2 separate regions of the Homo sapiens genome follow, and region 1 is linked to region 2. Evidence: chromatin loops called from intact Hi-C (ENCODE). Cell type or tissue: endothelial cell of umbilical vein. All regions are shown on one strand. Links, peaks and the distances in the headings refer to the core of each region. The heading gives the core; the rest is flanking DNA. Region 1 overlaps RAB27A (RAB27A, member RAS oncogene family). Region 2 overlaps RAB27A (RAB27A, member RAS oncogene family).

What was found. Peaks named below come from ENCODE experiments on the same cell type or tissue, not always from the same donor. Only the 100,000 strongest peaks of a DNase experiment are listed, where the experiment ranks them.
Region 1: a loop joins it to region 2, with 3.0 times the contacts of the local background. A loop is called at or near these places in 32 of 110 quality-filtered maps.

The regions. Positions count from the first base shown.
Region 1 is chr15:55,277,906-55,288,769 of GRCh38, reverse strand. All of the region lies in intron 1 of RAB27A (RAB27A, member RAS oncogene family), which reads left to right. Among named protein-coding and RNA genes, the nearest start is that of RAB27A, 6.5 kb to the left of the region's middle. RefSeq lists an enhancer at 8,785-9,079. In endothelial cell of umbilical vein, for the core only: no CTCF peak of the experiment used is centred there; DNase peaks (open chromatin) are centred at 6,289 and 8,929; H3K27ac peaks cover 2,268 bases.
Region 2 is chr15:55,224,928-55,235,136 of GRCh38, reverse strand. RAB27A (RAB27A, member RAS oncogene family) reads left to right here. Exons shown (of 7, transcript NM_183235.3): 3 at 181-355; 4 at 4,651-4,736; 5 at 6,425-6,528. The coding sequence starts at 203. Among named protein-coding and RNA genes, the nearest start is that of RSL24D1, 33 kb to the right of the region's middle. In endothelial cell of umbilical vein, for the core only: no CTCF peak of the experiment used is centred there; DNase peaks (open chromatin) are centred at 4,926 and 6,106; H3K27ac peaks cover 459 bases.

The DNA.
Region 1 (10,864 bases), core at 2,513-10,512, 51 kb before region 2:
TGCAGATGGTTAGAAGTGAAGAAAGGTTAATATAATGCTGAAGGAACTTGACTGAGGATCATTATTTTCTGTATTTTATGTTGGTTTATGTTGTTTTATGTTTTCATTCCTACTTTTTTCTTCCTTCCTTTCTACCATTCTCTCTTCCTCCCTCCCTCCCTTTTTTCTTCCTTCCTTAATTTCTGTGACGTGCCTTGATTTTTAATTTCGTTGAAGTATATTTAATCTATTTTTCCTTTTTTTTCTTTTGAGACAGAGTCTCACTCTGTCGCCCAGGTAGGAATGCGGTGGCATGATCTTGGCTCACAGCAACCTCCGCTTCCTGGGTTGAAGTGATTCTTTTGCTTCAGACTCCAGAGTAGCTGGAATTACAGGTGTGTGCTACCATGCTTGGCTAATTTTTGTATTTTTAGTAGAGGCGGGGTTTTGCTATGTTGGCCAGGCTGGTCTTGAACTCCTGACCTCAAGTGATCAACCTGCGTCAGCCTCCCAAAGTGCTGGGATTATAGGCTTGAGCCACTGCACCGAGCCTATTTTTCCTTTTGTTGTTTGTGCTTTTGATGTCAAAGTTAAGAAAACATTGTCAAATTCAAGATCATGAAGATTTATACTTATGTTTTCTTCTAAAAGTTTTATAGTTTTTAGCTCTTACATTTCATTCTTTGACCCATTTTAAGTTAATTTTTAAATATGGTGTGAGGCAGGGGGTCTGACTTCAACTTTTTGCATGTGGATATCCAGTTCTTTCAGCACCATTTGTTTAAAAGACTGTTCCTCTTTGAATAGTTTTGGCACCTCTGTTGAGATAAATTGACCATGAATGTAAAGGTTTATTTCTGGACTGTCAGTTCTATTCCATTGATCTGTATGTCTGTCCTCAGGCTAGTATCATACTACCTTGATTATTGTAGCTACATAGTGTTTTGAAATCAGGATATGTGAGTCCTCCAACCTTGTTCTTTTTCAAGATTGTTTTGACTATCCAGTCCCTTGAATTTCCATATGAATTTTTTTTTTTTTTCGAGATGGAGTTTTGCTCTTATTTACCAGGCTGGAGTGCAATGGCACGATCTCAGCTCACTGCAACCTCCGCCTCCCTGGTTCAAGTGATTCTCCTGCCTCATCCTCCTGAGTAGCTGGGATTACGGGCATGTGCCACCATGCCTGGCTAATTTTATATTTTTAGTAGAGACAGGGTTTCTCCATGTTGGTCAGGCTGGTCTCGGACTCCCGATCTCAGGTGATCTGTCTGCCTCAGCCTCCCAAAGTGCTGTGATCATAGGCATGAGCCACCATGCCTGGCCTTCCACATGAAATTTAAAGTCAGCTTCTCAATTTCTATTGTTTTGGTTCTAAAATAGATGTAAGGGTTTTAAAGTGAGCAACAATCTCTAGGAGCCAGATTTTTGAGTTTTCTCTCCCAAAGCTGCTTTTCCCCTAGTCTTCTCCATCTTAGTGAATGGCAACTTCACTCTTCCAGATGCTCACACCAAACACCCTGAAATCACTCTTGATTCTTTCTCTTATACCCCACATTAAATTCCTCAGCAGGCCGGGTGCGGTGGCTCACGCCTGTAATCGCAGCACTTTGGGAGGCCGAGACAGGTGGATCACGTGAGGTCAGGAGTTCAAGACCAGGCTGGCCAACATGGTGAAGCCCTGTATCTACTAAAAATACAAAAATTAGCGGGGCGTGGTGGTGGGTGCCTGTAATCACAGCTACTCAGGAGGCTGAGGCAGGAGAATCGCTTGAACCCAGGAGGCGGAGGTTGCAGTGAGCTAAGATCGTGCCATTGCACTCCAGCCTGGGCGACAGAGTGTGAGTCCGTCTCAAAAAAAAAAAAAAAAAAAAAAAAAGAATACATCTAGGATGATAACCATTTCTCACCACTTCTGCTGCTTCCACCAAGTTCTATCATCTCTGTCACCTGGATTACTGCAAAAGCCTTCTGAAGGGCTTCCCTGCTTCCACCCTTACTGCTCCACACTCTATTCTTAACACAGCAGCCAGAGTCTATTATGTCACTCTGCTTGAAACTCTCCAGTGGCTTTTTATCTCAGAAGTGACAGAGTCCTCACCATGGTCTATACAACCCTTGCATGGAGTGCGGCTTCATCTGCTATCACTCTTGCCTTTGCTGACTCTGCTCCAGCCATACCTCAGGACCTTTGCACTTGTTTCCTCTGCCTGGAATGCTCTTCCCCTCAGATGTCTGCATGGCTTTCTTATTTATTTCATTCAGGTGAAAAGTCATTTTTCTGGAGAGGCCTTCTTAGACCACTCCATCTAGAATAGTATCCCTCACCTATCCCATCATTTTCTGCCCCCTTACCTTGCCTTGTTTTCTTTCGAGTATTTATAGAACTGTCATACACAGACCAGCACACACACACAACATTTGTCTTTCACTGGTAGAAGACAAGCTCCAGGATGGCCAGTAATCTGCCTTGTTCACTGTGATGTCCATAGCACATAGAATGGTTTCTGACATATATTAAGCACTCAAAGAGATATGTGTTGAACTAATGAAAAAGGGAACAGAAGACAGAGCAATAGGGATCATTCTGCCATTTCTCCCATCCAAGTACTAACCAGGCCCAACCCTGCTTGGCTTCCAAGATCAGAGGAGATCGGGCACATCCAGGATGGTATGTCTGTAGAGTGTTCTGCTATTTCTTTCCCACTATTCCATCCATTTTTTTCTAAGAGAAGCAATGTCTATAGATACACCAACATCTCCTAAGTCTCTCGTCTTCTGTCCTACTTTCCCAAAAATAATAGTCTTATCTTCCTTAAAAAGGGAAAGGTCAAATAAGTAGAAAGGTGAGGATTTTGGTCCCTCCCACAGTGGCAGACCGGAGCCCTCTGTCTATATCCTGGGCAAACTGGGCAGGGCCATTCAGTGCCTATCTCCAGGGTGTTGGCCTCTTGTGCTAATTTAAGAAGAGTGAAGTTTTTTGGAAATTTGAGAAAATGGAAATTCATTTCTTATTTATTTATTCAATAGAAACGGGGTTTCACCATGTTGGCCAGGCCCCTGAGAAGGGAAATTGTCTTGCCATCGCTAAAACAAGATTGGTTCTTGAAGAGAGTAATTTTTCCCTTCTATAGCCTTCACTTTTTATGCCACTTGCAGATTTTCTTGGACTGTATTTGTTCTTCTGCCTCTTGGTCAGGAAGTTTGAGTTTATGATTTGGTTTCCCTTAAGCTAGGTGCAGACATGAGCCCTGAACTGGAGGCAGAGATAAAGGGTTTGTAATTTACTTATGTTCGTAGGGTAAGGTGTGTGGAGTAGAGAGCATTCAGCTCTGTTTGGACTCTCTGGTTTTGCAGGTACTTGTATGATTGAGGTCTAGTAATACTCATATTTTATTTATTGTCAAGTAAAATTAGATGCCTCTCTTACGAGGAATGCTGAAAGTTTTGTTCCTCCTTTCCTGTTTTTTTTTTTTTTTTGGTTGTTTGTTTTTCGTCTGTATATGTTGCCCTTAAACAGAAGTTTACCATGTAGTGCTTTAGTCAGCCAACCTCCCGTGTGTGGAGTGAGAGTTTTGATTCTAATGTGGGGATGGAGGTGGGGTGCCAGATTTAGCAAACTAAAAAAAAGTTAAATTTGCATTGCAGAAAAACACTAAATAATTGTTTCCTATATCTTATACATTATTTGGGACATACTTTTACTAAAAAATTGTTCTTTATCCAAAATGCACATTTAACTGGATGTCTTGTTTTGTGTCTGGCAGCCCTAGCTGGAGTTTATGTTTATGCATAGGAAATGCATCGATGGTGAAAATGTCCAAAGAATGATTGAGCCATGGCTGATTTTTGGTGATTGTGCATGTATCCAAAAGAGAAGATTTGTAAACCCAAGGAGTATTAGAATTAGAAGGAAGTTAGAGAACATTTCATTTTACTCTAGTCTTTTATAGTTAATGGAATTTACTCCAGAGAGGTTAAGTCACTTTGTCAAAGTCACATAGAGTTAGTGGCAGAGCTGGAAGTGGGACTCTGGAACCAGCAGTTGTTCTGCTGCATAATCCCTTCCCTTAAGAGGTCATGAAGAAGTTGCTTATGTTTTCATGTTGACCTTTAATCACATCTCTAGCCATCCACTCAAGATCACCTCATTATCATACTGTCCTTCAGTCCCCAGATCCAACATGTGGCAGCCAAAGCCATTCTCATGAGACACTTTGACTTTTCTCTGAGAGCCGCATAACTGTTGAAAGCCCCATGTGGTTCTTGTCCCTGCTGTTATGCCAGAAAGCCTGTAATTCAATGTGGTTTTATTTTTTTTTATGGTTTTGTTAACACTTTTGACCCTCTGGAGTATTTATTATAAGGTGCTTTGATTAAGGTGGTCTTACTGAGTATAATTCCACAACAACTAAGTGTTGTCTTATGGAAAGCCTGCTTGCTTTGAGTGGCCTATTCCCACAAAATTCCTCACCCCTTTTTATTTTGGTACAATAAATATGGAAGATATACATATGACAAGGACCAAGGTAGATAGACAGGTGTATGTGACTTGCTCACTAGAGATCTGTTCTTTTTAAACAAGATTTTATTATTTTTTATTGTAATTATTTGTACCTATTTAAAAGAAAGCAGCCTTGAAAATGAACTGCTTTCTCTAACTGCTATTTGAATACCATATTTCAGAACCACTAATCTTGTTTTTTCATAGTTTCATTGGTTAATTCATATAAAGTCTTACCAGCTGCCAGGTCAAAGCATAATAATAAAATTGGTTGCCACGAGACTGAAAAGTCTGTTCATTCTTATTTGCTATAGTTTATCTACCTTGGCCTGATCCCACCACCTGGGAGGCTGGTCAAGTCCTATCAGGGTATGGCTAAATACTAATCTGCTGTGTATTTGTATCGTTAAAAGCAAAGTCAAGGTCTAAATCAGCTAGTTAAACACAATAATATGATACTTTTGTTCTTGCTGTACTAGCCCTAATAAGGGGAGAAATGAAACATACAGAAATAGGTCATGACTTAAATGTTCATTTACAAAACTAAAGAATTTTAAAATATAACCTATGATTGTGGTCAGGATTTCTTTGTTTCTTGCTAAGAAATCATTATGAAAATAGTGATTTTCATAATAAATCGCATCATTTCAAGGAAACAACTCCAAGAATGAGTGAAGAGGTGTAACAGTCCTTGAAAAGATAAGTCATTGTCCTCACAGTCAAATACTGGAGACCTAATGTGGCTTTTCTCATTAGGGACAAGGTCAGCTGTCCCAGGTCCCACGTCTGCCCTAGGCTGTGTATTGAAGTGGGTTGTGTAGTGAAGTGGGTTGTGGTATTTCCTCAGGTGGCGGCTCATTCCTGTGTTCCGGACTTCCTGCTTGAATGTGGAAGAATCAACACAGTCAGGAATCAGTCGGTCGGTTTTTAGTCTCCATATTCCTGATTATTAACTATGTGATATCACACCAGTGTATGTCAGTTGGGGGTGATTTTCTCCCCTGCCCCACCCCACATGGGACATTTAGCAATGCCTGGAGACATTTTTGACTGTCACAGCTGGGGAGTTACTCCTGGCATTTAGTGGGTGGGGGCCAGGGATGCTGCAAAACATTCTCAGTACACAGGAGAGCCCCCAACAAAGGATTATCCTGCCTAAAATGTCAACAGTGCCGACGCTAAGAAACCCTGCATTAGACAACTCATTCAACCTCTTTGGCTTACAGTTTCCCAAGTTACACGTTCTGTCCATCATGTAAAACTAACTAAGCCTAACTACCGCTGTTGTCTTTCTAACCTCTCCCTCACCCCAATTCTAAGTCAGTAAATGTGGGGTAGGGCTCAGGCTGTTTGTTTGTTTATTTATTTATTTATTGTCTCCACACGGGATTCTGATGGGCAGTTGCAGTTGAGACTGAGAACCACTGCCCCCAGGGATCATGCGAAATGGGGTTCTCGTGGAGGTGCCAGGTTGGCCATAGGAGAGGAGTGGACCCTTTGGGAACAGCCTACCAGCAGGAGGAAGTGAGAGGCTGGTCTTCAGTGCCTGTCTATTGTGTGCTTCCACATGAGCGAAAGCCACATGAGCAGGGGACCCCAGAGATCGTGTACCTGAAGGGTTACACAGGGACTTGGGTTCTCAGTCTTTGCACGATAAGCTCGCAGCTGCCAGGAATGTCTACTTCCCAGATTTCCAGCTGACCACCATACCCTGGAAAGGAAATAATAAAACTGGACAGTTTCTTTATTAACACCCTGATTCTAGCTTCACTAGAGCTTCTCTGGGAGGTTGAAAATCTGTAACAAAAAACCTCACCCTGAGTCATCATCCCATTTTGCCACCCAGATAAGGAAACCACATTTGTTACACTTACAGAATTGTGTAATTTAAGAGCTAGTAGGGACCTTGGAAATTGTAGCCCAGGCTCCCCTCCCAGAAATCCAGAGCTGTGCCTCAGGTCACATAGCTAATTGATGGCAGGGATGGTTCCAGAAGCCTGGTCTGATGGTTTCCTGGTGTGTTCTTTTTATGTTCTTATTCTAATACTTCTTGATTGGAACCAGTTGTACTGTGGACAATCCAAAATTCTATGTGTTGTTCAAAAGAAGTGACATCTAGATGGAACTTTGCTAACACCCAGAGTCTCTTCCTTGAACTCCTCTGAAATACATTAGGAGGTGAAACAAGTATATTATGATTTCCCTATGTTAAAGCAGTGCAGAAATATCCAAGTGCCTGCTCTGTGCCAGCTGCTGGTTAAAGGCCTGTACTGCTACTTTTCTGTTCCAATTCTTGCCCCTCCCTGCCATAGCCCATTCTTCACACAAAGCCAGTGATGTCCCAAAAAAGGAACTCACACTCTTGAGGAGCATGAGACAAAATTTTAAAAAATTAAAGGAATTCAATTCATATCCTTCTGCTTAAAATCCCTTAGTTGCTTTCATTGTAATAGGTATAAGATCCAAATATGTACCTGTGGTCTGTAAGGGCCTCTGGTTTCTTTTTTTTTCCTTCTCTTTTCCTTTCCTACCTTCCTTCCTCCCTTCCATTCCCCCTTCCCTTCTCCCTTCCTTCCCTTCCTTTCTCTTCTTCCTTCCCTTCCCTTCTTTCTTGTCTTTGTCACCCAGCTCACTGCAACCTCAACATCCTGGGCTCAAGTGGATCCTCCTGCTTCAGCCTCCTAAGTAACTAGGACCACAGGAGCATGTCACCATGCTGGGCTAATTTTTGTATTTTTAATAGAGATGGGGTTTTACTATGTTGGCCAGGCTGGTCTCGAACTCCTGACCTCAAGTGATCTGCCTGCCTTGGCCTCCCAAAGTGCTGAGATTACAGGCATGAACCACTGTGCCTATCCTGGACTTTATTTTTTAAATGAAACCAGAATGCCAGTTTATTGATATATGAGAAATGGAACTGCTAAGCAGAGTAGATTCCTTTTTTTGAGGACAGTGTATGCTTCCTTTCGGAAGAATAGCCAGGTGAAGCAAATATAAAAGGAGAAGGCTACTTATACTGGCTAAGTATAGACTCAGGACCCAGTGAATTGGAAATCAAAAAGACCCAAGAGCTTTAATGCTGGAGAAAGATTACCATGTTAATGCTTCCTCAAAACTGGCTATACATGAAAATGGCACAGGGAGCTTTTGTTTAAAACATGCTCACAAAAGAGTGTAAATTGATTCAACCATTGTGGAAGACAGTGTGGCGATTCCTCAAGGATCTAGAACTAGAATTACCATTTGACCCAGCAATCCCATTACTGGGTATATGCCCAAAGGATTATAAATCATGCTACTATAGAGACACATGCACACGTATGTTTATTGCAGCACTATTCACAATAGCAAAGACTTGGAACTAACACAAATGTCCATCAATGATAGACTGGATTAAGAAAATGTGGCACATATACACCATGGAATACTATGCAGCCATAAAAAAGGATGAGTTCATGTCCTTTGCAAGGACATGGATGAAGCTGGAAACCATCATTCTCAGCAAACTATCTCAAGGACAGAAAACCAAACACCACATGTTCTGACTCATAGGTGGGAACTGAACAATGAGATCACTTGGATACAGGAAGGGGAACATCACACACCGGGGCCTCTCAGGGGGTGGGGACTGGGGGAGGGATAGCATTAGGAGAAATACCTAATGTAAATTATGAGTTGATGGGTGCAGCAAACCAACATGGCACCTGTATACCTATGTATCAAGCCTGCACATTGTGCACATGTACCCTAGAACTTAAAGTATATATATATATATATATATATAAACCATACCCACAAGAAACAACAACACATTTTTCAGTCTCTCCTTTGGTGATTCTAATTTATTAGGTTTGTGGCTAGGGCTTGGGAATCTATGTTTTATTTTAAATACTGCTCTAGTGATTGTTGGTGGACAACCTGGTTTGGGAACCAGTGTCTAGCTCACCTTTACTCCCAGCCTGAGTAAACTCAGGCTGGAAGAGATCATATGTCTCATGCAGAGTCACACAGCAAGTGAGTGGGAAGATAGAACTCAAATCTCCCTGTCCTCTCTATGCATTGTTCAAACAACATAGTAAGATTCTCAGGGACAGAGGCAGCACAGCCTCGGAAATTGTTGGTTTCTTAGTTTTTTTCTCTATTTACATGAAACTAACCAGTCTAGTGTCAAACAGGAAATATACACAGCATAGTTTTTCTTTTTTTATTGCAAAGTGTCAGATTAGGACCAGTAACATCAGCACCACCTGGGAACATAGAAATGCAGATTTTCAGCCCCACTCCAGACCTACTGAATCTGAAACTCTGGTGGGGCCTAGAGTCTGTGTTTTAAAACCATCTAGGTGACTCTGATGCACCCCGAAGCTTGAGAACCACTGTCTACAAGTACATTTCATGACTCAATCGCTGGTTAAGGCTGCTGACCTCGGCCTTTGTAGTTGATGAGTCATTAACATTGAGGCCTTAACTTTCCTGGCCATCTGCTTTCCTTGGTGATATTTATTCAAAACAGGTGACATTTATTCAAAAACTATTGTTGTAAGTCTTCATTAGAATGCCATACACAAGCGAGGGAATGGACTTTTATTGAGCACCTGCTGTATGTGAGACACTGTGTGTGAGGCTATTACTTATTTCATTTGATTCTCACAACCACCTTGCTAGGTCAGTATTATTATCCCTATTTTACAGATTTGGTATCTGAGGCTAGTAGAAGTTAAATATGATCTTGATGTACAGGCTATTTGCCTAACTGTAGTTGTACATTTTTGCCATCTGTTGTCTCCCTAGAACAGTGGCTTACAAACTTGATTGTGTATAACCAGAAAGCCCCTGGGAAGCTTGATATAAATGCAGATTCCCTAGGCCTCCCTTGCAGAGATCCTAATTCAGAGGCCTGAATGGGACCCAGAATTTTGGATTTTCATCACATATCCTAGGTGATTCTGCTGCCAGTCCTGGATCCATTTTCACCTGCCCTAATTGGTTGACCAGTTGCCCCTCAAGGCTTCTCTGAGGTTCTGTGTTGTCCTGTGTTTTGTGGTCACAGGCCTCGGACACTGGGTGGAGAAGAAATAGAAGAGTATGGGAGGACAGGCCATGGGGGCCTTTATTAAGAGTCTTATCTGCCTGGCTCTTTCTGCTGTCTCTACTGCTTCTTAGAGGGTTCCTAGGCCATATTTTGGCTTTGAGTAACTTGTGATTCTTTCCATTATCTATCCCAAAGTTTGGAACTGTTCTTTTAGCAACTGTGCCCTTTTGTCTGTGGGGTGCATAGATGTGAGCAATTTCCTTCAGGCTGTAATTAATAAATGTGGAGTAGGGAGTTGCTTCAGCTTTTGAGTTCAGAAATGGTATTTCATCCGTTTGGTGATACAAGCCCTTATTTTTCAGGGATAGAATTGACATAATTAGTGAATGACTTGGCTTAGAACTTAGAACTTAGAAATGCAGATTTTTCAGCCCCATGTCAACGTACTGAATTCACTAAATAATTAGAAGACTGGGCCAGGTGCGGTGGCTCACGCCTGTAATCCCAGCACTTTGGGAGGCTGAGGCGGGCAGATCACGAGGTCAGGAGATCGAGACCATCCTGGCTAACATGGTGAAACCCTGTCTCTACTAAAAATACAAAAAATTAGCCAGACGTGGTGGCGGGCGCCTATAGTCCCAGCTACTTGGGAGGCTGAGGCAGGCGAATGGCGTGAACCCAGGAGGTGGAGCTTGCAGTGAGCTGAGATCGTGCCACTGCACTCCAGCCTGGGTGGCAGAGTGAGACTCCCTCTCAAAAAAAAAAAAAAAAAATAATAATGATTAGAAGACTGAATAATCTGGTGCTATTATGAAGGAAAAAAGTGAAATGGAAATTAAAAACAAATTTCAGATATGATGCCTCTTCTTTGTGAGGTGGCAGGCTGATTTCTGTTCACAAGTTTAGAAGCGGCTACTGACATAAATACCCCAGGGCTCCCATAGTGTAAAAGAGTCATTTCTATGAAAATATAGTGGAAACCTGCCAGGCTTTTGTCCAGTAGAGAAATCAGAAATGTTGAACTATTAAATTTCTTTAATATGTTTTAGTCCCTGAAACAAAATGTGTGTTACAAAATGGGAAGGAAATTCACAAAAGCAAACATTGCAGCTTCCTGAAGTCCACTATATATAAAGCAAATTACAGGTTATGTTTCTAAGAATACTTTCTTTTTCTACCTGATACTAGGGTTGATAATAACAATATGCAAGTGAGTATAATAGCTACAGCTACCATATGTGTCAAGAGTTATACAAACATTTTCTCATTTAATCCTCAACAATCTTTCAAAGCAGATATTATCTTTCATTTTACAGATGATGAAACAGGTTGAAGAAGATGAAGTAACTT
Region 2 (10,209 bases), core at 1-8,000:
CTAGCTAGTTATTAGGTCTTCAAGGATGGTGAACAATATGTATGTAACTCTCTTTTCATACAACCCGTAGACATACAGGTTAACATTAGGTGTTAAACTGAATATTGTTGTCACTTTTTAAATGGATAATTAATGTTTTCTAATGGATTTTAATTAAAAAATTTTGTGTGTATTTTACAGGTGAACTACTGAGTTCTTCATTATGTCTGATGGAGATTATGATTACCTCATCAAGTTTTTAGCTTTGGGAGACTCTGGTGTAGGGAAGACCAGTGTACTTTACCAATATACAGATGGTAAATTTAACTCCAAATTTATCACAACAGTGGGCATTGATTTCAGGGAAAAAAGAGTGGTAAGTTCTATATCCTTCTATGTAAAAATGTAATCGTTAAGTCAACATTTGCTGGTCTGTTTAGTTTACTTTGTAGGAATTAGGAGGACAAAGGTTGGGATCTGAAATTAAAGGTACATATGAAAGTGAGTTATGTTCAATCCAGGCAACATGATTGAAAAGGCTGTGCTGACAGCACTTCATATAAAACCAGGCAGACAAAGTGGAAGTGGACAGTTCTTTAAAATGTCACCTTGGTACTCTTTTGGCTTGTATCTTCCCTCTGAACTCCGAAAGTTATTTGTCTACCTTTGTCTTGAAGCCTGCCAACCACCTTGCCCCTCATACTCTTGTTTTATGGGCTGTGTCTTCCACCTTTGGTATCTTATTATTTTTAATGGCATTTCTCCTAATAAAGTCTCAGCAGTTCCACATGGAACACTAACTGGCAGAACTTATCACTGCTGCCAGGAGGGTGAGGTTGGAGTAGGAGTGGGGAATGCCAGTAGTGAATGTGATGTTCTGCAGAATGTTGAAGGGAGAAACTTTTATTTATTTATTTTTTAAGGACTTTGAGACTGAAAGTTATTCTAGTGTTGGAGGGGAAGGCAGAAGGTCATGGTGTCACAGTTGCAGATGAGGAAAGATGGCTTTCTCCTTAGACTACATTTCTTGTTGAAAAATCCATTGTTGGCCTGAAGCAGGTAAACCAGTTGTCAGGAAATTAATGACAAAGGTCCTTTAATGGATCATATTCTGTCAGGGGGAAAGGTCCCTGGCTTTTAAGACAGAAGAACATTCCCTTTTGCCCATTCTAGTATTTTATTCTACTACCAGAGAGGCTTATAGAGATTAAGACCCACTGAATAACAGTAGGGCCCTAATGAAATTTTTAGTATTGACGTGTAGTTGATAGAATCTACATATATGTATGTGATTATTTTTGTTGGTTACTTATTGTATAACTTAAAAAATAGATTTGTTGAGATATAATTCACAAAAAAAGGAAATCCATCCATCTAAAGTATAAAATTCGGTGGTTTTTAATATATTCGGAGTTGTGTGGCCATCACAGCCATTCAATTTTAGAATAGTTTCATCACTTTAAAAAGAAACCTCATACCTATTAGCAGGCATTCCTCTTTCTACCTCCCCTTAGCCACCATGAATTTTCTATCAATGGCTTCTGCACACACCATATAAATGGAATAATATATGGCCTTTTGTGTCTGGCTTCTTACATTCAGCCTGATGTTTTCAAGGATCTTCCATGTTGTAGCATGTATCAGGACTTCATTACTTATTATAGCTACATAATATTCTATTGTATTGATACACCATTTTGTTTATCCATTTGTCTGTTGATAGATACTGTTGTTTCTTTTTCTATTTTCTAGTGCATCATTTTAATTCCCTTTTTTGTTATATGTTTTTGAGTTCTTTTTTAAAAATTCCCTTGGGGATTACAATTATCTTAATTTTTCACAATCTAATTTTGATTAATAGCAACTTAATTTTAATACTGTGTAAAACTTTGCTCTTATGTGGCTCTGTTTTCTCCCATATTTTTGTGCCATTATTGCTATACGAATGACATCTTTCTACATTGTGTGCCATCATCAATACAGCTTTACAATTATTGCTGTATGCAGTTAATTTTTTTTTCTTTTTTCTTTTTGAGACAGGGTCTCTCTCTGTTGCTCAGACTGGAGTGCAGTGGTGAGATCTCAGCTCACCGCAACCTCTGTCTCCCAGGTTCAAGTGATTCTCCTGCCTCAGTCTCCCAAGTAGCTAGGATTACAGGCACCCGCCACCACACCCGGCTAATTGTTTATATTTTTAGTAGTAATGGGGTTTTGCCATGTTGGCCAGGCTGGTCTCGAACTCCTGGCCTCAAGTGATCCACCCATCTTAGCCTCCCAAAGTGCTGAGGGATTACAGGCATGAGCTATCACTCCCAGCCTGCAGTTAAATTTTAATCTAGTGGAGGAAAAGGGCTACAAAGAAAAACCACGTTTATACTGTTTTTTATATTTACTATGCAGTTACATTTTTACTGGTGCTTATTATTTCTTTGTGTGGATTTAAGTTACTGTCTAGTTTCCTTTCAGCTTAGTCTTGAGAGTTGTCTGTAGTATTTCTTGTAGGATAGGTCTGCTAGAGATGACTTTTCTCAGTTTTGTCTTAATTTATCCTTTAATTTTAGAGGACCGCTATGTTACTGATTTTTAAGTTCTTTGAATATATTTATAATTCCTGATGTAAAGTCTTTGTCTAATAAGTTTAACATCTGGGCCTCCTCAGGAATAATTTCTATTCGTTGTTTTTTTCCTGCGCATGAGCCATACTTTCCTGTTTCTTTGTGTGTCTTATACGTTTTGCTGAAAACTGGACATTTAAAATAATGTGTCTATTCTAGAAACTCAGATTCTTTCCCCTACCTGGGTTTCTTGTTTTTACTGCATATTTATTTATTTTTGTCGTTGCTGTTTGTTTAATTATGTTTCTGGGATAATTCTGCAAAATCTGTATTCTTTGTATGCAGCTACTGAAGTCTCTGCTCAGTCAACTTAGTGGACAGCTAATGAGTGGAGAGAGTTTATTAAATTCCTTGAACTAATAAGTCTCTTAGCTTTTTCTGAGAGTCTCTGTGTGTTTGTTGGGGTATGTGTTTAATACTACTGCAGGCAGTTTACAACTCTGCCTTAGCTTTTATTTTCTGCCTGAGAAGAACCTCAAAGTCAGTCAGAAGTGAGAGATTAGGACCTTTTTAGATCTTTCCTGGGCATTTGTAGAGCCCTGCCCATGAACATGGCCTTTTAGGTTCCAAGGAATATTTGGGAGCATTATAGAAATCTCATTTCCTATTTTTTTCTTTAAATTTTTTTTTTGTTGTTGTTGTTAGACTTTTGTTAGCCCTAACTGGTATTGCTACCTCTGGTAGCTGTGATGTTAAATAATTACTGCTGATAGTTTTCAACAAATGCCCTTGGGATAGGGCTGTTCTCAAAGAGCAAGCTTTGAGTGAGGTCAAAGAAAGACAAAGCTGGGGCATGGAGCTTTCCAAGGGGCTTCCTGACAATTTTTCTCAGTATGGGACTTTTAGGGAGCTCCAAACCTGTTGTTCCTCTGCTGTCCACAGTGGTGGCTAGGCTGATGTTTTCACAACAACCACATTTGTGCACATGGTTTTTAAGTCTTCTAAAAGCTTGAGTGAGGGGGATGGGAATAGGGCAAGGTAAAAAACACCTCAAAGCTTACTGTTTTTACTGATATTCGGCTGTTTTTCTTGAATAAATGCTCCTTGGAATGTTGCAAGTCTTTGTTAATTCCTAGAGTACTGAAAAAGTTGATTTGGACAATTTTTACCACTGTTTTTGTTGCTATTGTGGAGGAAGAAATTTTTGATGGTCCGTTCTCTGCTGTTCTAGGAGTGTTGTCTATAAAATTCTTTTAAGAGCACTTTTAAAATTTGGGATGGGACAAGGGAAAATTGTTCTACCAAAAATACATCTGCACTCAAATGTTTATTGCAGCACTATTCACAATAGCAAAGTCATGGAACTAACCCTAGGTGCTTATCAGTGGTGGATTGGATAGAGAAAATGTGGTACATATACATCATAGAATACTATGCAGCCATAAAAAAGTGAAATTATGTCTTTTGCAGCAACATGGATAGAGCTGGGGACCATTATCCTCAGTGAATTAATGCAGAAACAGAAAATCAAATGCCACATGCATTCTCACTTATAAGTGGGAACTAAACAATGGGTACGCATGGACATAAAGACAGAAACAGTAGACACTAGGGACTCCAAAAGGGGGAAGGGAGTGGGAGAGGGGCTGAAAAACTACTTATTGGGTACTACATTCACTGTTTGGGTGATGAATTCAATAGATGCTCAAACCCCAGCATTATGCAATCTATCTACGTAACAAGCCTGCACATGTACCCCCTGGTTAAACAAACAAAAAAGATGAGATTGGGAAAAGCCATAGAAAAGTAATATTTCCTGAAACTAGTGACCCAAGAGAACTTTGAGGAAAGGTAAACTAATTATTATATTTTATACAAGTTGTTTTGTATTCATATTTTACAATATATTTATAAGATATATATGTATATATTTCAATATAACTTATTACATTACCTGGATATAATTATTTGACATAAATACAAACATGGTTGTATTCCAGATGGCATTCTCTTTGGAATTTTAGATGCCTTTGGGATTTGTACTGAACAAAAAGGTGAGAAGGTTCGCTGGTGTTAGAAGTTCTCTTTTGTTTTCTCTTTCACTTTGCTGTTTTAGGTGTACAGAGCCAGTGGGCCGGATGGAGCCACTGGCAGAGGCCAGAGAATCCACCTGCAGTTATGGGACACAGCAGGGCAGGAGAGGTATGAGATCTTCAGTTATGTGCTCCTTACTGAAGGAAAGGGAAAAATAGTTACATTCTTCAAACAGTGACCTGAGCAGGAAAAAGCCAGCCAATTCGTTGGTTTGCACTTGAATGCTGCCAAATTAGCAGGAAATTTGTCAAGTCTGAGATGAGAATGGTGGCCTTATTTCATACAAGGTCAAGGGAGAGGTTATGACTCTTACTTGTGGACTTTTTTCTTTTCCTTCTTTTAATTTTTTTTTGCTTAGATACTTTGCTCCATTTCCTTTTGCTATTTACTCAACCACAAGAAAGTGGCCAAGTTACATGCATTATTCTTACCTGACTGTTGAAATCTAGTGGGATATCTGGTTGGAATTAATTCATGTGACCAGGGGTTACTTGACCAAAATAAGCCACATGAAATCTTGATATAAAGTTGCTTTCAGTTAGCTAGAACTTCTGTTTTCTTTCACAGCCACCTTGAAGGATTTTGTTTTTTAACTTTTTATTATGGAAAACTTCAAGGATATTCAAAAGTGGAAGGATTATATGATAAACCTATGTACCCATTACTCAGCTTCAACAATTATGAAATTGTGGCCAACAGAATTTCATTTATACCCCTTACCTCTTCTCACCCCACCCCCTTACCATATAATTTAGAAGCAAATTCCAGACACTATATTATTTCATTTTTAATACTTGTGGTAATGTAGCTCTAAAAGATAAGAGCTCTTTTTTGTTTTTTTTTTGGGCGGAGTTTCATTCTTGTTGCCCAGGCTGACGTGATCTCAGCTCACCGCAACCTCTACCTTGCTGGTTCAAGTGATTCTCCTGCCTCAGCCTCCCGATTAGCTGGGATTACAGATGTGCACCACTACACACAGCTAATTTTGTATTTTTAGTAGAGTTGGGGTTTCTCCATGTTGGTCAGGCTGGTCTCTAACTCCTGACTTCAGGTGATCTGCCTGCCTTGACCTCCCAAAGTGCTGGGATTACAGGTGTGAGCCATGGCCCCTGGCCAAGAACTCTTTTTAATAAAAACATTGATTAAAAGTATTTGAGAAAAACCTAATATTGCTGATTAGATGACAAATTCATACCAATATTTTCTTCCCTGGAGCCTGCCTGTCAGTTACAGGTTTTACATATAGGCAAAGACGAGAGGAAACTGACTGGTGATAGGGTGGGGTTGGGGGTGGGGAGAGAGAGAGAGAAGACAGGGAAGACAGAAGGATAAAGCCTTGGAAGGCAGAGTACCAAGACAGAATAAGGTCTGAGTCAAGAGATTCTTACCTTCAAGCCAAACAAATGGCTATCAGAGATAAGAGATCTCTGCATATTCTGAAATTAAAAGATCATGGAACACATTGTAATGTCAAGTCAAGCTTTCACAATAGGAAAACATACACTATATTGCTTTTGGCCAAATTAACTCATAATTGTACATAAATTCTTGGGTGAGACTAAGATCACAAGCTGGTTCTTGTCATCCCTCTCCAGCAGCCTCGGTTTTCAAATCACATGGTCTGTTAACACTTAAACTGATATAAGTGATAAATAACTATCCTATATACTTTTGAAATATCACCATGTAGCTTGTTATTGGTAAACTTTTGTAAGAGGCTGAAGGCATTGCTTGTAGTTTTATATTTCAGGAGTGGGGCCGTGGTTTAACTGACCATTCTGCTTTTATGTTCCTAGGTTTCGTAGCTTAACGACAGCGTTCTTCAGAGATGCTATGGGTTTTCTTCTACTTTTTGATCTGACAAATGAGCAAAGTTTCCTCAATGTCAGAAACTGGATAAGTAAGTGTTATTGTTCCCCAGTGTCCTGCTACACAGTCCCCTCTTATTTATAGAATGCCCTCTTATGCTCTACTTCTGTGACAAATCGTTTTGGAGGAGATCTTAGTGCAAATACTATTTTAAGGAGCAAGGTTTTTAGTTTAGGGACAAAGATAATTGAAATACTCTGCTTCTCCCTGGTACTGATAACTTTGATTTGTTGAGTACTTCCTGTGCTCCAGGTGCAAGGCAGCACTTTATGTGTGCTCTCCTCTTCAGTCTATCCCACAGAAGAGACTCTTATTCCCATTTCGTAGATGAGGAAGTAGAAGCCTAGAGAAGTTAAATCTCTAAGTATCTGCTTGTCTATTGTATGCTATCAATTCTTCTATCATCTCTGGACATTAAATGGGTATTACATAGATGCAGATAGCTTTTAAAGACTTAATGGATCATACCCCTGGCTTCATGTCTTTTCTGTGCTTAGAGTCCCCTTCTAGCTTTTAGGGTTAGAGCATCTTTCAGGAGGATTCTGCCATGGAAAACTCTACAACTGCATTGGTAAAAGTGGTCACCAGTGCAATATATGTCAACCTTTATTTTGGAGAGATTTTAACCTCCTAAATGATTGGTTCATAGCCATTTCGAATTCTGCCACTTGACTGCATAACAGCTTTCAAATGTATATTTTCCCTGTTTGGTCATGTTAGTGTAACCCTAGAGAATCTATTAGGGAAGGCTGTAATATTAAATTCTTAACATCTAAATCTTTAAAACACTGATTTAAAAAGATCTGCTACTTAAACATTACTGTTTTGGGATTATGAAAGGGTAATTGGCTGTAGTTTTGATAGTAGAAAAGCTTAGATTAAAAATGAGTTTAAAAATAATTTAGTGCACTGTGGTTTTCACATACTTTGTATCTGATCCTCACAATCACCCTGGGCAAAGATTCGGGTCAGTGTTGTGTCCTTATTTCAGGAGAAGGACATTGAGCCTTAAAAAGTAATAGACTTATCCAAGGATATGAAGCTTTGGCTTTCCTTTTTAATGGCCTTTTTTTTGCCCGTTCTCAAGTCAGTTGGCCACTAAGAGTTGAAGAGCTATTAATTACTTTAAATATGAGTTCCCCAAATATAGTAATGCTTACTGGGGCTTCACTTCGCTAGATGCCTGGCTAAGTTGCCTCATTATTTCCCTTGTAGCTGAATGACAGTGGCTGTTTATGGTCTCTTACTCTCAGCCCGTGTTCATCATCCCTCCTTTGCATCATCAGAACAAGTTCTGGGGCTTTTTAAAATCAACTATTTTATAAGGATCACTAGAGAGTGCGCATAGAATCTTAGCATCAAAAAATAACGCACCTGTTTTTCATAGGTAGACACTAAAACTCTGAGACATTAGATAAATATTGCCTATCCTGGCTAACTAGTTGGATAAAGAACAAAATTATGTGAAAATATGTATACATATGTATGTATTTTGTTTTGTTTTCCTTAGAGAGTAAAAGAATCCTTATTGCTCAGTTAGGTAAAGAACACTTATACGTATTGAAGATTTTATATATTTAATAGAAAGTATTCTCCACCCCCTACCATTTAAACAAAAAGGTGTAATGTTCAGTGTCAGAAGTGGTAATATCAAATCTTAATTAGGAATAAACATTTGTTAATTATCTGTACTTTTATTTTTTTCTTCTTCCTGTCAGCCTTTTGAGTATTACAATGATCATTCATTTCTTATCTTTTTTTTTTTTTTTTGAGATGGAGTTTCTACTCTTGTTGCCCTTGCTGGAGTGCAATGGTGCAGTCTCGGCTCACTGCAACCTCTGCCTCCTGGGTTCAAGCAATTCTCCTGCCTCAGCCTCCCGAGTAGCTGGGATTACAGGCGCACACCAACACCCCCAGCTAATTTTTGTATTTTTGTAGAGATGGGGTTTCACCCATCTCCCGGGGTTTCATCCAACTCCTGACCTCAGGTGATCCACGCGCCTCAGCCTCCCAAAGTGCTGGGATTACAGGCGTGAGCCACAGTGCCCGGCCCATTTCTTATTTTTTAATAAAAATAATAGCTTAATACACACAAATACACACTCACACACACACACACACACACACACAAATACATAAAAATCAGTGGTGAGTGCCAGAACACAGTGTTGCATTAAAGAAGTAGCTGACTCGTGGGCCCTGATTGGCCTGGGAGAGGAGAGCAGGTCTATATACCCTCCCCTTTCCCTTTGCTCCTTGCAGACCCCTCCCTCTCACTCAATCTCTCCATGCCCTCTTGAGAAGGGTGATAAAAGTCTAAAGTAAGCCCCACTCAGATGAGGAGACAGAACAGAGGCTGAGTCCTCTGGGCCTGGATTGAAATCTGAAAGGAATTTGGTAGTGTGGTAGTCACTGTCCTGTCTTCCTGGAGTTCAGAGGAGTAAGCACGTCATGCCCAGAGTCACTCTTCATCCAGTGCTAGTGTGTTTCCTAAGGAAACTTTAAAGTAGCCTACATTTCTAAACTTTCTTCTGTAGAGTCCCATAAGTGGTGCAAAAACCCAACAGTATATATTTTACATATTTTTACTTCTTTATTTTTTATTCCCATTATTCTCTCTGTCTGAAAAACCCTTTCCACACCTGCCCCCATTTTTTAACCAACTGGAGTTCTGCTTATTCTTTAAAACCTAGCAAAGATGGCCTCTGTGAGATTCTCTGTAATAAACTTAGTTGTGTTAGATGTTTTCCCTCCTTTTAACCCCTGTTACATTTTATACTGTGTATAGGGTCCTTATTACATCCATTATCAGACTGTAGTTGTTTATGTAGGTGACTTTTTTCTTAGTGAAGTTTTTAAAATAACTGATTAATTTGCTTTTTAGATAAGCACAATCTTAGTAGAAAAATTAGGAAAAATGAGACAAAAAGAAGAAATCACCAATAATCACACTTCCTAGACTACCCAAAATAAATACTGTTAACCATAATTACTGGTGATACTTACATGCTCTTCTAAATGCTTTAATATATTAACTTAGTAGTTCTCAAATGTGAATGTGCATCTCAGTCACCTGGAGGACTTTTTAAAACACAGATTTCTAGCCCCATTTCCAGCATTCCTGATTCAGTAGAGCTGGAGTGGGACCTGAGACTTGCATGTCAACAAATTCTTAGGTTATGCTAAGGCTGGTGGCTCACAGTCTTTACCTGCAGAATCACTGGATTAATTCATTTTAATCCTTACCTTGACTGTATAAAGTAAGTAGTATCATTATCACCATTTACAGATGGGGAAATTGAGGCAGTCAAATAACTTCATCAGGGTCACACAGCTAGTAAATGGCAGAGCCAGGATTCATCCCTAGGTACACTGGATCCTGAGTCTGTGCTCATAGCATGACACTGGGCATGGACCTATAACACCTTATAAGGCATTAACAGAGCACAGAGCCACTCTGGAGACCAGAAAGATAATGAGGTAACCATGAAGCAAGTCTTGAAGGAAGGTTGTGGTTAAGTATTCAGTGATGTGGGAACAGCATGTGTAACAACCTGGAGGAAAGAAAGGGCATGGCTTTTCATGAAATGGTACACAGTTTAGTCTGTCCTCTGTAGGTCTTATTACCCCAGTTGCCCCATGAGGGCAAAGAACTGTTGTGAAATTCCATGCAGAGTATCAGGCCTGTGCTAATGCTCAGTAAACACCTGCC